2 separate regions of the Homo sapiens genome follow, and region 2 is linked to region 1. Evidence: chromatin loops called from intact Hi-C (ENCODE). Cell type or tissue: ascending aorta. All regions are shown on one strand. Each heading gives the region's core, and the rest is flanking DNA. Links, peaks and the distances in the headings are about the cores only.

What was found. Hi-C counts contacts between places; a loop is a spot of excess contacts. Peaks named below come from ENCODE experiments on the same cell type or tissue, not always from the same donor. Only the 100,000 strongest peaks of a DNase experiment are listed, where the experiment ranks them.
Region 2: it touches region 1 in a loop (2.3-fold over the local background); 4 of 110 quality-filtered maps call a loop at or near these places.

What each region holds. Positions count from the first base shown.
Region 1 is chr16:24,699,525-24,702,437 of GRCh38, reverse strand. It overlaps a transcript of TNRC6A not described here. Among named protein-coding and RNA genes, the nearest start is that of TNRC6A, 29 kb to the left of the region's middle. In ascending aorta, for the core only: a CTCF peak has its summit at 1,178; DNase peaks (open chromatin) are centred at 831 and 1,267; H3K27ac peaks cover 2,333 bases.
Region 2 is chr16:24,775,106-24,778,018 of GRCh38, reverse strand. It overlaps TNRC6A (trinucleotide repeat containing adaptor 6A), which reads right to left. Exons shown (of 25, transcript NM_014494.4): 5 at 661-1,086. Among named protein-coding and RNA genes, the nearest start is that of TNRC6A, 47 kb to the right of the region's middle. In ascending aorta, for the core only: no CTCF peak of the experiment used is centred there; DNase peaks (open chromatin) are centred at 960 and 1,338; H3K4me3 peaks cover 562 bases; H3K27ac peaks cover 2,480 bases.

The DNA.
Region 1 (2,913 bases), core at 101-2,600:
GGGAGGCTGAGGTGGGTGGCTTGTTTTAGCCCAGGAGTTCAAGACAAGCTTAGGCAACATGGCAAGATCTCATCTCTACAAAAAATACAAAAATTAGCTGGGCATGGTGGCATGTGCCTGAAGTCCCAGCTACTCGGGAGGCTGAGCTGGGAAGATCACTTGAGCTCCAGAGGCAGAGGCTGCAGTGAGGAAAGATTGTGCCATTGCACTCCAGCCTGGGTGACAGAGCGAAACCCTGCCTCAAAAAAAAAAAAAGAAAAAAGAAAAAAGAAAAGAAAAAAGAGTTTACACGCGAAATGTGGACACTGCCTCAAAAAAAAAAAAAAAAAAGAAAAAAGAAAAGAAAAGAAAATAGAGTTTACATGTGAAATGTGAAAGAGAAGACACATGGTCCCTGCATATAGAAGAGGAGGCAATCAGTGGGGTTATTGAGAGGCGTGTTTTTTTTGTTTTTGTTTTTTTTCAGTACAGGAAAGACTTAGGCTTCTTTATAGGAGTGTGAGATGTGGAAGAAATAGGAACAAAGTTGATGGATGGACTCCAAAGTCCATGTGGAAGAATTAACCTTGGAAGGAGTCCAGTCTCTCTTCCATAAGACCAGAAGGAAGGAGGAAAGGATGGGTTCAGATACCAATTAGTTGATGGTGCAGAGAATGTTTTTCTTATTGGCCTCAATTTCCTGAGGAAAGAGGCAGAATCATTTGTGAAAATGACAGAAGGGATAGCAGGGCCATGGGTTTCGGAAGCCAGGAGGTTAGACAAGTTAGTAAGTGGCTGGGCACTGTGGCTCACGCCTGTAATCCGAGCACTTTGGGAGGCTGAGACGGGCAGATCGCCTGAGGTCAGGAGTTCAGACTAGCCTGACCAACATGGTGAAACCCCATCTCTATTAAAAATACAAAAATTAGCCAGGCATGGTGGCATGCGCCTGTAGTCCCAGCTACTCGGGAGGCTGAGGCAGGAGAATTGCTTGAACCCAGAAGATGGAGGTTGCAGTGAGCTGAGATCATGGCCATTGCACTCCAGCCTGGGCGACAGAGCGAGACTCCGTCTCAAAAAAAAAAAAAAAGAAAAAAAAGTTAGTAAGGTGGGTGGGAGAGGGAACTCAGACTCAGAGAGGCTTGGGAGCATTGAAGAGCCAGATGCCAGCAGAGGAGTGAATTCTTAGTGGCAGTGAGCCCCAGCTCCTGAAGCTCCCCCTGCAGTCCCCTGCAGCCTCATTTGGGAATAGTCTCCGCCTGAGTCATCTCTGCTTCAGTCCACACAACCTCAATTCTTTCAATGTTACTCATACATTTTGGCTTTGAGCCTCGTGCTCTCTGGATAATTGCCTCTGAACTTAACTGCCTTTTGGCACCCTTCCTCCCAGAACTGAATGTTCTTCCCGGGCTAGGGCTGACCCAAGTCCACCTCCCTGGTTCTGGGCCTTATACTTTGATTAATTCAGCCTGGGATGACCAGAGCACATTGGGCAGCCTTATTGCATTGGGTCAGTGACAGACAATTCCAAAGAGCGAGAGAAACATGTCTGTGAAGGCGTCAGCCCACGTGGTAGCCATGGCGGAACATGGGGTGGCAGGGAACAAGTGGTTTGCTATAAAGAAGCAAGAGAAAAGATGTTCAACATGCTGGCTAGTGGAGAATGTCTAGAGGTGTGGGGTCAGGGATCGGCTGAAACATATAGGTAGGCTATTGCCTAAGGACAGCATCTCACTGGCTAAGACAGCCAGACAGGCACAGCGGTCAGCACTTTGAGCCTAGTTACTGAGCACAGCCAATATGGCACCTCTACCACGAAGATCCATAGGTCATTAGGGTTCAGGGGTGCAGCAAGAGAAAGAGAAGAGTGTGAGGGAACCCCCTGGAGCACCACTTACTTATTTATTTAATATTCAGACATAGGCTGGGCACGGTGGCTCATGCCTATAATCCCAAAACTTTGAGAGGTCAAGGGGGGAGGCTCATCTGAGGTTAGGAGTTCGTAAGACCAGCCTGGCCAACATGGTGAAACCTGTCTCTACTAAAAATACAAAAATTAGCCGGGCATGGTGGCATGCGTCTGTAGTCCCAGCTACTTGGGAAGCTGAGGCAGGAGAATTGCTTAAACTTGGGAAGCAGAGATTGCAGTGAGCCAAGATCGCACCACTGCACTCCAGCCTGGGCAACAGAGTGAGACTCTGTCTCAAAAAAAAAAAGAAAAATTCAGACACAGGGTCTCACTATGTTGCCCAGGCTGGTCTTGAACTCCTCCTGGCCTTTGAGTGATCCTCCCGTCTCAGTTTCCCAAAGTGCTAAAATTACAGGTGTGAGCCACCTTGACCAGCCTCTGGGGCACCTTTTGATCCCAGCTATTACCAGATACTAGAGTTACTGTGGGTCAAAAACTTTGGGCACCCAGAACCTAAAGGGTCCCTGATTCTGGAAGGGGCAGAATCAAGCATGGTGGAAGGAACATAGCCTTTGGCATCAGAGCTAGATTTAAAGCCTGTCTCTGCTACTTATTTCCTGTGTAACACTAGCACTTGGCACATTGCTGAGCTTCTTAGAACTTCGGTGTCCATATCTGTAAAATGGAAATTAATAATTCTTACCCCTCAAGTCCTCAGGGTTGACTGTTAAAGAAATGGTATCTGTGGCCCTTCAGCTCAGTGCTCTCTTGTCCATCTCTGGGCTTTTGTATTTGTTATTTTCTCAGAAGCTTTTTTTTTTTTTTTTGGTAGAGACAGGGTTCCATTCTGTTGCCTGGGCCGGAGTGCAGTGGCGCAATCATAGCTCACTGCAGCCTTGGAATCCTAACCTTAGGCGATTCTCCCACCTCAGCCTCCCAAGTATCTGAGATGACAGGTGCACGCCACCATGCCCAGCTCATTTTAAAAATTTTTTGTAGAAATGGGATCTTGCTATGTTGCCCAG
Region 2 (2,913 bases), core at 91-2,590, 76 kb before region 1:
AGTTGGATAAATGAATGGATGGACAGACTAACAGACCATCAAAACTTTCCAGAACATGTTGAAACAAACTGGGTTTTGAGAAAACCTGTAATCACATACCAGATTTATTTTCTGCCTCACCATCACTACCAAGCTCAGAGAAGCCACTCTGAGACAAATAACTGAATGCATTTCCTCTGTTTGAATATAATTTCTATGAGTGCCAGTCTTTTTATGGCATGTGGTAACTGAATGAGCCTGGGCAAGTTATTTAACATCTTGGTATGTCAGCTGCCTCTACTGAAAGTGGAGGTAAGAACTCAGTCTCACAACGTTGTTGAAGATTAAATGCAATAATATGTATAACTGCTCAGCACATGGCCTGGGGGGAAGGGTGCTCAATTTTAGCTACAGTCTTATAGTCAACTTTAGCTATAAGCTCCTTATTAAAATGGGCAGAACCTGAAGGGAGAATCAGTAATTAAAATAATCATTTTAAAGTAGGTAACTTACAGGAAATATTCTAAGATTCCCCATTCATAACTCCCTATAAAGAACTCTTACATTAAAGCCCACATACTGATGAATACAAATACATCACCAAAAAGCTACGAATTTATCAACTTGCTATACAGCTAATGATGATAAGGTGTGAGTCTCGTAAGAAATGCCTTCTCTCACCTGACTGGTTTTTGCTGTTCTGCACCTCTCCGTTATTTTGTGGCTGTTGATTTGTTAAAGCACTGCTTTCTGACTGGCTGTTTAACACCTTAACAGCAGATCCAAGGTTTGCTGCTATAACAGGAAAATGCTGACCCCTCTTTAGAAGCTGTTTGTGTTCCTGGTGGCGAAATCGTGGAGGTACTTCACGAGGATACCGAGGCAAGGCCTGTGGCTGCTGCTGTGGCTGCTGCTGCTGCGGCTGCGGCTGTGGCTGCTGCTGTGGCTGCTGCTGCTGCGGCTGCTGCTGTTGCTGCTGCTGCTGTGGCTGCTGATTGTTGGCTGTAGCTCGCTTGGCATTATTATTAGTGCTGGTTGCTGTGGAAGTGCCGTTATTAGAGTTGGCAGGCTGAGGCTGGCTTACACTGGGCTTTATCTGTTCTGGCACTAATCCCAACAAAAGAAAAGGGGTGGAAAAGATTAGCCAGTAAAGTGTACCTCCAAAGTAAGCCATCTAAATTCAAAGGCACTAAGAAAAATAATCCTAAAAAAACAGAAGCTTTCTGTGAGCAGGGATATCCTCATTTACAGGCTCAAATTTTGTTAGGAGATGTCACTGCCAAGAGTCATATTTCACTTCTGCTACCTACCTACCCAATAAGGGCCCAGGGACCTTCGGCCAAGACAACAACTCATGTTCACTATCTCTTTTACCACATTACTCTCTGGTCAAAGACATCATCATCGGATCATTACAAAACCAGGGAACTCGCAATGACTCAAAGAACAAATGTGGCCAACCAATTTTCAGTAGTCCTAAGGGAATCCTCTATTCCTTGGCAACTGTTCTTATTCTGCCTCATTGTTAATGTGTTTGGTCTCTATTTTTCATCTTTGGAAGACAACACAAGAACAACACAAGGTTAGAAAACAACCTGCTGGTTTTCTTACAAAAAGGCTAAGTTAACAATGTCTGTATTTGCTAAAAATGTAATATCTGAATCATATAAGACAAACTCAGAACATGGAACTAAAGACAAAGATAACGTTATCTATGAGATGAATCAAAATGAGATAAATAATCTGGATGCTCTATCTTAAATCTGAAAAATAAATCGGAAACTGCAAATAGGGAAATTTTTGACTCATAAAAGAGTGGAAAGAAAGAAATAAAACGGATGGAAATGCCTTAAGCTAGTGTAAGTAAACCCAGTTGGAGAAGTACAGAGATGCATGGTGTATGAGCTTTTGGTGCCAGGTTTCAACCCCAGCCCTGCCTTTACAAGCTTTCTGTCTTTGGGCAAGTTGTATAAACCTAACTGAGCCTGCTGTTTTCTCGGTAAAATGGAGATAGTACCTACACCTTGCAGAGCTATCCTAAGGTTAAATGTCTTCATGTTTATAAAACACAGAACATAAGGCTATATAAACAGTGGCTATTCGTTAATGACTGACACAATACCACCTTATACTTTGGTAGCAGTTGAATGTTTCTATGAAATGCTGTAATGTATCCTCACAGATACCACTGTCAGATAAGTGAAGTGAAACACCCCCATGTTACTGGTGAGGGCACTCAGAGAAAAATCTCCATTCAAGGGTTAAGAGCTCCCACCCTGGAATTAAAACAGCCCACTATTCACCATCTGAGTTACCTCTGTGTCTTTCTCCTCCATAAAGTAGCAACAGTCTTGGTCAAGTGCCCAGTGTGTTGTAACCACTCAGTAAACAGAAGTGAAGTTATTACTGTGTCCAAAAGAAATCTTTATCAAATGCCTACAATATATATGACAATGTCATTAAAGCCTTGGTCACCTGAGTTTACAATAGCCACCAACTTCCTCTTCCACACTCTCAGCTCTAGCCTCCCTTCACCTAACAAACTGATCTCCCCATTTTCTTTCTTCTCTGAACATCTGGTAAATTTAGTCTATGTCATTTATACTTTTTTAATATAATATATGATCTTAGCCTCTTTTTTTTTTTCCATGTGACTTCCATTTTTCTAAAGTAATACAAATTGTAGTTCAGGAAGAATTACAGTGAATAATTACAAATATTCCATCTACTGTTTATAATCCTTTCCATTCTTGATGCTCACTGATGAGTCTCTTACTGATAATTGGGGCAAAGTGCTTTCTAGGCCTAATTATGGGTGAAAATTTTGTCTCCCAGACAATATAATGCTTCTAATATGTAACAATAACGTATATTCCTTCGTGTACCTCATGCAGTAATAAGCAGACACTGGCTATCAAAAACACTTCATGAAGA